2 separate regions of the Homo sapiens genome follow, and region 2 is linked to region 1. A link is a contact called in ENCODE Hi-C data. All regions are on one chromosome and are shown on one strand. The core of a region is the stretch at or near the end of the contact, and the rest is flanking DNA. Distances in the headings are between cores, read along the strand shown. Region 1 holds the start of ANKRD13C-DT (ANKRD13C divergent transcript). Region 2 holds the start of MIGA1 (mitoguardin 1).

Region 1 (5,126 bases), core at 1,348-3,847:
GCATTAATTACTGTGTAATGATAACTTCTGAATCCAGCCCATACCTAGTTCTCTGTTACCTAAGGATCACTTGCAAATATCTAAAATGTAGAACATCTAACTCCCTACAGATAAGCAACTTTCAACTCAATATGCTAAGATTGAACTCATTTTTAAAAACCTCTTAAACCTTTTTCTGCCTCACTCTTACTAACTTGGTTCATGCTCTCATCATCTGATTTACTGCATACTTCTTTAAAGTTCTGTTCTTGATGCATACTTCTCTAAAGTATGAGTGACTGAATTTTCTTTTTTTTAATTTTTTTTTTTTTTTGAGACCAAGTTTTGCTCTTGTCACCCAGGCTGGAGTGCAATTACACGATCTTGGCTCACTGCAACCTCCACCTCCCAGGTTCAACCGATTCTCCTGCCTCAGCCTCCCGAGTAGTTGGGACTACAGGCACCCACCATCATGCCCGGCTAATTTTTGTATTTTTAGTAGAGACAGGGTTTCACCATGTTGCCCAGGCTGGTTTGAACTCCTGACCTCAAGTGATCCACCCGCCTCAGCCTTCCAAAGTGCTGGGATTACAGGCATGAGCCACTGCGTTCGGCCTGAGTCACTGAATTTTCTATAAAGGTGATTGCATTATGCTATTCCCTGTTTAAAGATCTCTAAAAAGACTATTCCTTTTTTTTTTTGGACAGAGTCTCACTCTGTCCCCAGGCTGGAGTGCAGGGGCACAATCTCAGCTCACTGCAGCCCCCGCCTCCTGGGTTCAAGCGATTCTTCTGCCTCAGCCTCTCGAGTAGCTGCGAGTACGGGCACAAGCCACCACGCCCAGCTAATTTTTGTATTTTTAGTAAAGACAGGGTTTCACCATATTGGCCAGGCTGGTCTCGAACTCCTGACCTCGTGATCTGCCCGCCTCAGCCTCCCAAAGTGCTGGAATTACAGGCATAAGCCACCGCGCCCGGCCAAGTGTAAACTTTTAAGATGACATACAAAGCCCTGCATGACCTGGCCCTTCCTCTCTCTCTAGCCTTACTGTCAGATTTGACTGTACCACATTCTAGCATTGAAGTATTGGGCAAGTTTTTTTTAACTGTCAAGTGAGGATACTAATGCTAATCAGGGGGAGATAACAGCATATAAAGTGCCAAGCATACTGCCTGGCTTAGCGTTAACAATAAATATTGGCTATTGTGGAAGAAGCAAACATTATTGCATGTATTTTTTCAGTCTCTACTGCTGTCTCAAGAGGATGCTTTGAACTGTTGATTGGGTAATGTTTTAACATAAACGGAACTCTCCACTCCACCGAAAAAGAAAGAAGAGGAAGAAACAGATTTATCTGAACAGACTGAGAAGAAAATTGGAGGTGAAAAGTTGAGTGACTGGGGAGGATTAAGAGAGGCCCATCGAGTTGTTTGTTTGCGGAGATGAGTTAGCAGTAGTATAAACTTTAAGAAAGAAGAGATCTGGCCGGGCGCAGTGGCTCATGCCTGTAATCCCAGCACTTTGGGAGGCTGAGGCTGGCGGATCACTGAGGTCAGGGGTTCAAGACCAGCCTGGCCAACACGGTGAAACCCCGTCTCTACTAAAAATACAACAATTAGCTTGGTGTGGTGGCGCAGGCCTATAATCCCAGCTACTCTGGAGGCTGAGGCAGGAGAATCGCTTGGACCTGGGAGGTGGAGGTCGCAGTGAGCCGAGATTGCACCACTGCACTCTAGCCTGGACTACAGAGACTCTGTCAAAAAAACAAAAAAACAAAAAAAAGAGAGAGAGATCTGAAGTATTTGCTCTCAGAACATAGGGGGACTTTGGAGAGTTAAATGGGTGAAGATCTTTAGGATGTTTTGCTAAGCCCCCTCCTTACGTCCTCAGTGGCCAGCTTTAGTTACTTTGTTAAAGTTTTATGGTTGGCAGATTTACGTTTCTTCAGAGTTTGACACTAGGTTGAGGTTGGCCATGAACTAATACAATTATATTTCAGTTACACGATTCTTTGCCCTCCTTGAGTGTCCCCACCCTCATATATGTTAACTCTGACATCTGCCCGAAATTCATTCATCTAATAAATATTTGAGTGGCCTCCCCTCTTTCCGATTGCTGGACAGCCCATCATTTTCCAAAGTCAGCACCTAAACTCTTCTATGACTTTCCTGACAACTCAACACTAAAATTCGTCCCTCCCTTTTTTGTGTGCAACCCACCTCCCCGCCTCCGCTTTTAATTGTTTGGCCTTCATTCCTCTTCTACAGTGCTCCCTGCAATCAGTACTGGTGCTGTACATATTTGCTAGCTTCGTACATACGGCACGAAGTAGATGCTCAGTAAATGTTGGTTGACTGAGTATCCTCTGCATCTCGGTGACATCACATCCTGCGTGCCGTGGCGTCATTCTGCATTCCTCTGCGGGAGGCTCAGATCCGGAGGGTTTAAGTGGTTGTTTATAACATGCACCGAACATATCCAACGGAGGCTGTGGTTTCCGACCGCCCACAAAAAGCGCGGTTGGCGGGAGTGCGGGTTCGGGGTCGGCTGGCAGCTGGGAGACTCCAGCTCTGGGCGGAAACACACTGCCTCGGAGGCGCCGGCGCCTAGTGATTCTGGGAATAGAAGGTGCGAGGGAGGGAGCGGGTGGCTCACTTATCGCGGTGTTTTCTCTCTCTTCACTCCTGGGGGAGCTCTCGCGAGAGGAGCAAGAGGAAGATGGCCGTGCCCTGTTTTTCGGTGTAAGGCAGCGACGGCGGCTGCGACGGCGAGACTGAGATCCTGGTGTCGTGGGCACCTGAGTTCTAGCTTCCCCCAGCGAGCGCGCGTCCCTTCGTGCCTAGGCGAGAGCCGGCTCTTCCCCGGGAGATGCGTTTGTCCCAGGCTCGGGGGCTCAGTGGGAGTTCATGCTGCGCTGGAGGCTCTTGGCCACCGCTCTAATCGCCTTGTGCCGCCGCAGCGCCAGCTCCGTCGCCAGCGGTGAGCCTCCCGATTCCCCCCCTTGCCCCTGGCGGCGGCGATGACCGGGGAGAAGATCCGCTCACTGCGGAGGGACCACAAGCCCAGCAAAGAAGAAGGGGACCTGCTGGAGCCCGGGGATGAGGAAGCGGCGGCTGCCCTCGGCGGTACCTTTACCAGAAGCAGGATTGGCAAGGGCGGCAAAGCTTGTCATAAGATCTTCAGTAACCATCACCACCGGCTACAGCTGAAGGCAGCTCCGGCCTCCTCCAATCCCCCCGGCGCCCCGGCTCTGCCGCTGCACAATTCCTCCGTGACTGCCAACTCCCAGTCCCCGGCCCTTCTGGCCGGCACCAACCCCGTTGCTGTCGTCGCGGATGGAGGCAGTTGCCCCGCACACTACCCGGTGCACGAGTGCGTCTTCAAGGGGGATGTGAGGAGACTCTCCTCTCTCATCCGCACGCACAATATCGGGCAGAAAGATAATCACGGTGAGGAGTGCTAGCCCCTCTCCACCTCTCTCCTTCCCCGAGCCTAGGGTGTGCCTCCCCAGGCTTCTGGAATCCTAGGCCCCCTCCAGCAGACTCTTCTTTTTGCCCATCATCCGGGCCGTTCGGTAAATCATGATCGACTCAGTAATAGCGTGCCAGTGGTCAAGGGGTTGGTTCTTGTGGGTGCAAAGGAATGTATCCTCCTTGCCCACTTCAAAGTTTGTCGTGAGAAGCTGTTTTGTTTGAGACAGGCCTTCGATTTGCTGATTCTGGACTGTCAGAAATTTTAGGTTGCCTCCCACCCAACATGGTTTTCTCCCTTTGTTTATGGAGCTATATATCTTTATTTCTCTCTCTTCCCCCTACCTTGGCATTTTAAATTTTGAACGCATAAATTGCCCTCCTCCCTTCATTGCTCACATACAGATCCCATCTTGACTGCAACTGGTTGTGATTTTGCCTGCCACCAGGTTGTTTCTTTTTTGTCTGCTTTCAGTAAACTTAGAATGTTAGATTTCTGAAAGCCACACAGTAGAAATTTGTTGGTATTTGATACGTAGAACAGTTAAAGTGACTTCTCAACAGCCGATTTTTGTTTGAGTAGAGATTTGATTTTTTGCTTGTTTTAAGTAGATAATTGCTAATAGTAATGTCTCATCTTGATGACTGTGACTAAAAATAGTATTATGATTTTTATGGTAATTTTATCTTAGTCAATATTGACCATTTCTTTTTGCCTTGTCAGCTGAATTTTTTGTTTAATTCTAAAAAATAATGTGACTGAGTTGACTTTTAAGCAACAGTAAATTTATTATTGAAGACTAATGTGAACACTGACATTTTAACATTTAATAGCCGTTTTAAACTGGGTAGTTGGCAAATATTGTTGATCGCTCTGCTATTAATATGAAAATTGTATACATTCAGTTAGAACACACTGAACCAACTTTGTGCTCAAAATGATATACGTATCAATGAAATATTTGCCTGTGAAATAAGCTCACTTAATTCCATTGGATCGTAGGCTTTTTAGGACAAAAATTCAGATAAAAAAAACGAGTAAGATTTCTCTTGGCTGTATAATTATCTAACAACTGCATTTGTTTTCAGAATTTACAATGTTGTAATTGTAATAAAATCACCACCTATCATTTATCATAAATCCCCAAAAAAGTATGTTAAAGTTGCAGCCAGTTTTTCTTTCCTACATTTAAATTACTTAATCATTTTACTATTATAGTACAAGGATAATGTTGTTTGTTGATGATGGTAATTCTATGCTAGCCCTTTGGAAAACAGTTGTTAGTGGGAGATGGGTTGTAGCTTCAGTTTATTAGTCTATTATGAGGAAGTTTTTCAAATTTGGTTTACATAGTAGCCATAGTTACATTACCTTGAAATATCCCTGAAACAGATAAAAGGTTTGAGAGTTAACTCCCTTTGAAAGAAGAGATGGATGAATATCACTGAAGCTATTGAATTACAGGATTGTTGGGCTTCCATGTCTTCTTCAACCCAACATTTAGGAGTACATTTGTTTAAGTTCAAATTCTGTTCAAAGTAATTAGAATCCTGTATACTCTTAAACTCTTGTCCTTAGCCCACTGAAATTAACTTTTTTTTTTTTTTTTTTTTTTTTGAGACGGAGTCTTGCTCTGTCGCCCAGGCTGGAGTGCAGTGGTGCAATCTCCGCTCAC
Region 2 (5,126 bases), core at 972-3,471, 7.4 Mb before region 1:
ACCACTGATTAAGTAGTGGTTTCCTTTAAAATCAAACACAGCAATACCTCTTAGGGTGGGTTACTACTACTGATGCTTCCCTTAATCCTTACTAGGGATACAGCAGTATAAACTTAATCCCCCCTACCAGTGTTCTAAGTACAACTTTTAGATTCAGTATAGTTAGTTCTACTTGACATACATTTATTTCAGTCAACAACCTGTGATAGAGACATATGATTAAAAAGTACAGAGGAAACCATGAACAGTTAAGAAAGTGAAAAATGGTCCTCTGGAGAATAAGACAAGGGATATAGAAAAGCTGGGCAAAGAATGACTGCTTTTCCTTATAAGTCTGTTTGTAATACTTGATTTTTAAAAACCTGCCTACATGTATTACTTTTTTAATATTACTACAGTAAAAAGGAAGTGGGGGGAAGCTCATTTATTCTTCCCCCTCCCTAAATATTAACACATTTTATTTTGAGAAACATTTTTACTAATTAGATTCTGGATCATTAAGCAATCTATGCTACTGCATTTAAAAAACGTATTGAGTAATTCACCCAAAGTAATTTTCCCTATAATGGAGCATTCCAAATTTTTAAGCAGAATAGAAAGAAAATAAAGCAAACACTTTAATTGGCTGCAGAGATATTCTTAAAAGATTATGACAAACCTCGGCCAGGCGTGGTGGCTCACGCCTGTAATCCCAGCATTTTGGGAGGCCGAGGTGGGTGGATCAGTTGAGGTCAAGAGTTCAAGACCAGCCTGGCCAATATAGCGAAACCCCATCTCTACTACAAATACAAAAAAATTAGCCAGGAGTGATGTCGGGCGCCTGTAATCCCAGCTACTCGGAAGGCTGAGGTAGGAGAACTTCTAGAACCCTAGGGGCGGAGGTTGCAGTGAGCAGAGATCACGCCATTGCACTCCAGCCTGGGCGACAGAGCCAGACTCCGCCTCAAAAAAAAAAAAAAAAGAAAAAAGAAAAAATATTATGACAAACCTCTATTTTTGCATTCTAACTACCTCATTCTTTTTCATTTAATATTACTGAGGAAGTTGATTCCAAACCTAATCATTATTCATTGAAAAACTAAAGAAAAAAAAACAAAAAACTAGTCATTTCATTTGCTTTCAGAAGCATAATAAAAATAAACATGAAGGGGGTTTCATGATTATTCAAATTTATAGACGGAATCTATAAAACATAACCAAAAATATTGTCCTGTGTGATATTACTTGCTCCTCTACATTCCAACTACTGGGGAATTAAAAATAAGTGTCATAAACAGTTTCTTAGACATCTTAAAATTCTATCCTGCAACTTTGACTTTATAATCCAACAGGAAGGAAAGTCTGAAGTATCAAAAAGAAAATTGACGTGAAGCACAAATCTATATAACCTAACTCTGACACTTTGAACAGAGCAAACATGTTTAGCTGCAATAACAACAACAATAAAACAACAATAATAAAGGTTTCAAAGTCCTGTGCAAAAACAAGCTGAGTCTTCCCTCTGGAAAATAGATAATTTAACAACTTTACAGAAGGACCTGACACCACAATACTCCCGTGCTAAATTATTCTCTTAAAGCACCTGCAAAGCAGAGTAATCTTTCACATCCAAAAGCCACTCCCTGCTCAAAACCACCCGCATCCAAGCCGAACCTGAGACCTCACCAGCTGCCCTACCTCCAGCGCGCTCTCCCCCGACCCCACAGCAGCCCCTCGCGGAGCTCTCCTCTGCTGTCTTCCTTTTTCTTTGCCAAGAACACCAGAAAAGGGGGTCCCTCCAGCTCGGCCGTCCAGACCCTTCCTCTGGCTCAGAGCAGTGGCGAGCCCATCCCAATTCCGCGCTTCCTTTGCAGGCCTCCCTCTGGCGTGGGGACCCTCCTGCTTTCCTATGCAAGTACTAACCAGGCCCGACCCTGCTTAGCTTCTGAGATGAGACGAGGTCGGGGGTGTTCAGGGTGGCACGGCCGTAGACCCTCTGGCTTTCCGCCGCTCCACCTGGCACTCCGAGAGCTAACGCCAGCGATGGAGTCCGCGCCACCCCTGCCCCGAGGCCTCTGCCCCAACTGCGTGGCCGCTCAACTCTCCGCTTCCTCCCGCCCGCCTCTCCACCCCACCCCGCCCCTGGCCCTGTACCTGGAGCTCCAGGCCAGGTACAGCTGGCCTGCCCACGCCAGCTTCCCAGCTGATGCCTGGCGCTGAGCAGCAGTCTGACATGGAGAAGGCGGAGTCCTTCCGGGGTCAGGAGTGCGAAGGTGGAGAGAAAGTGGAGGGGGCCTTCCAGGCTTTCTGCGTGAGGGACTACGTGTGAAGCAGCTCCCGCCATTTTTGTTTAGGGTAGAGGCTCCTTCCTCGTCAAGTGGATGCAAAAACTATATTCGAAGAATTGCATCCTTTTACAAACCGGTAAAAAAAAAAAAAAAAAACTAGTATTGTAGTTCGTAACCTGTCGGGGGATCTAGAACGGTTGTCAATCTGGTAAAAATTATGGAGGGTTTCCCCTGGAAAAAAAAAAATGTGTATACACATGCTCATTACATTAAAGAAAAAAAAGTTACACAATTTCAAAACCCTGAAAACAAGATTAAGAACTTCTACCACAGGCCCTCAGCCCTCAGATGAATGAGTGTTAAGAGGCATTCCAATCCGGTATAGATGATGCATTTATTATTGATTTCATGTCCTCTTTACCTTTTTTTCTGTGTTTCCCACTGAATTAGGCAACCGAAGAATATTGAATGTGGCAATTTATTGGCAGAGTAGTCACCTCTCTCAGGTTCTAATACATAGTAAACTAATAGGGGGCCGGGTTAGGAAAAAATAACAACAACAAAACCCAAGGTACTGTTTCTACGTTCAGTCTTCAGTCAAAACATTCCATCAGAACTGCAGATTTAGGCGGGGCACGGTGGCTGAAGCCTGTAATCCCAGCACTTTGGCGGGCCAAGGCGGGCAGATCACTTGAGGTCAGGAGTTCAAGACCAGCCTGGCCAACATGGCGAAACCCCATCTCTACTAAAAGTACAAAAATTAGCCAGGCACCTGCCTGTAATCCCAGCTACTCGGGAGGCTGAGGCAGGAAAATCGCTTGAACCCGGGAGGCGGAGGTTGTGTGAGCCCAGATAGTGCTACTGCACCCCAACCTGGGTGACTAGAGTGAGACTCTGTCTCAAAACAAAAAACAAAACAAAACAAAACAAAACAAAAAAACTGCAGATTTAAGAATTCCAGTTGCTGAGCATATTTGTGGTGAAAAGCCAAAATAATTCTGTTTTCAAAATTCCCATTTAACCAAATGGAAAATAGAATAGTAGTACCAATTTATGATATTATTAGATTAATAATAACTAACGATCCACAGACTGGGTTTTATGTGAAAATATTTTGCACTTATAGGGTAAATGGAGCTCTTGAGACTTGAAGAACCTGAAATTTGTAAGGCTATTTTCATTTATTTTCCCAATTTCCTCCTCTTTCCCATTTCCCACAGCTTCCAAACATTCAACGTAATGAGAATAGCAGTAATGATGATGACTACCACTCAACACAACTTTCCTGAGACCATATTATCTCCTTAATTCCACAATAAACATTATGAGAAAAATAGTATTACACGGTGGGTACAGAGTTTATTCTTTAGCATGAGAATAAGATATGTCACATTTAGGCCAAGTGAGGTGGCTCACATCTGTAATCCCAACACTTTGTGGGGCCGATGAGGGAGGATCCCTTGAGGTAAGAAGTTCGAGATTAGCCTGGGCAATAGCAAGACCCTCATTTCTACAAAATAATAATAAAATATATAAAATAGAAATATCACATTTAATTTATGTTTATAAACCAAATGTAATTTGCTGTAAGCCTCCCTTCTTCTGGTTTGGCAGAGTACTGCACTCAATCTTAGCCATTATTGGATATATTAGTTAACATATTCGCTACAAGTAAAAGAAAACCAAACAAGTAGTGGTTTAAACCAGAAGGACAGGGGACTCAATGTCTTCTGATATTGGAGACAAGGAAAAAAAAATTGGAGCCTGGATTAATTCTGAAGGCCAGTACCTCCCCCAGATAACCAAGCCATCGTGTAATGCTCACTAAACCAGAGAATGGAGTTCATGGAGTACTACCAGTTGTTTCTTCTGTACAAGTACTGCAATACATGCTACAGCAACCATTAATGAATTTAGGGGATCCTATCTGCATAATATCAAAACAAAACTGTGAAGTCAGACTGCCTGGGTTTGAATCCTTTCTTGGCCACTTACTAGATGCATTGTTAAAGGAAAAGAAACACAAAGCTATTTTTCTGTAGTTTCAACACTTCTGACTCCAAATGTGTGGAGGTTTTTCCCCACCAAACAAGTCTCCAATTATTTCTTATTATAAACTCCACTCTTTAATTTAGTGTCTACCAACTGGGTGTTGTACAGTTAAATTTAATTCAATACTATGCACCAAACCCTTAAGGGCTCAGTCCTACAAGACTGCCCCCACTTCAGATACCAATTGCAAATCCCAGGTTGTCACTTGTACTTCTGACCAACCAGCTATAAATCAGGAATTCCCACAATCTTCTCCTCCCATCCCAAACCAGTCTATTGATTTATAACAGAAGATATTACAAAGGATACAGATGAACAGCCGGATGAAGAGGTACATAAAACAAGATCTGGAAGGATCCTAAGTGCAGGAACTTCTGTCCCCATGGAATCAGGGTGTATGACCTTTTTGGGATATGGATGTGTTCACCAACTCAGAAGCTCTTAGAACCCCGTACTTCAGGGATTTCTGTGGAGGCTTCATAATGTTGTTACCAGAAAGGGGTACCAATCCAGATCCCAAGAGAGGGTGCTTGGATTTCGCACAAGAAAGAATTCAGGGCAAGTCCACAGTCCAAAGCAAAAGCAAGTTTAAGACAGTGAAGTGGTGAATGTCCACTTACTCTATAGACAGAGTAGGGCGTTCCCAAAAGGAAGAAGAGGAATGCATCCACTCTAGGTACAATATTCATTTATAGAGGAGTTAAAAAAAAAAAGATCATGGGAAGATGTGCTCTGCTACGAGGGTTTGTGGTAAAAGATTAATTTTCTTAATTACCATATTTTGCAAGAATTAATATTATTATCTTT

The links. Hi-C counts contacts between places; a loop is a spot of excess contacts on that map. Pooled maps may share reads with other maps.
Region 2: a pooled map shows a loop between it and region 1 (4-fold over the local background). The contact joins the promoter of MIGA1 here to the promoter of ANKRD13C-DT in region 1. A Hi-C loop is called at or near these places in 1 of 168 maps with a recorded cell type or tissue (CD4-positive, alpha-beta memory T cell), 1 of 37 single-sample maps with no recorded cell type and 2 of 50 pooled maps.

The regions. Positions count from the first base shown.
Region 1 is chr1:70,352,282-70,357,407 of GRCh38, reverse strand. It overlaps ANKRD13C-DT (ANKRD13C divergent transcript), which reads right to left and starts at 2,597. Exons shown (of 4, transcript NR_168352.1): 1 at 2,200-2,597. ANKRD13C (ankyrin repeat domain 13C) reads left to right here and starts at 2,686. Exons shown (of 13, transcript NM_030816.5): 1 at 2,686-3,429. The coding sequence starts at 3,000. RefSeq lists enhancers at 2,307-2,366, 2,467-2,526, 2,577-2,766, 2,797-2,856, 1,984-2,901 and 3 more.
Region 2 is chr1:77,776,744-77,781,869 of GRCh38, reverse strand. It overlaps MIGA1 (mitoguardin 1), which reads right to left and starts at 2,221. Exons shown (of 16, transcript NM_001416120.1): 1 at 2,134-2,221. It also overlaps the pseudogene RNA5SP21. RefSeq lists an enhancer at 2,245-2,334.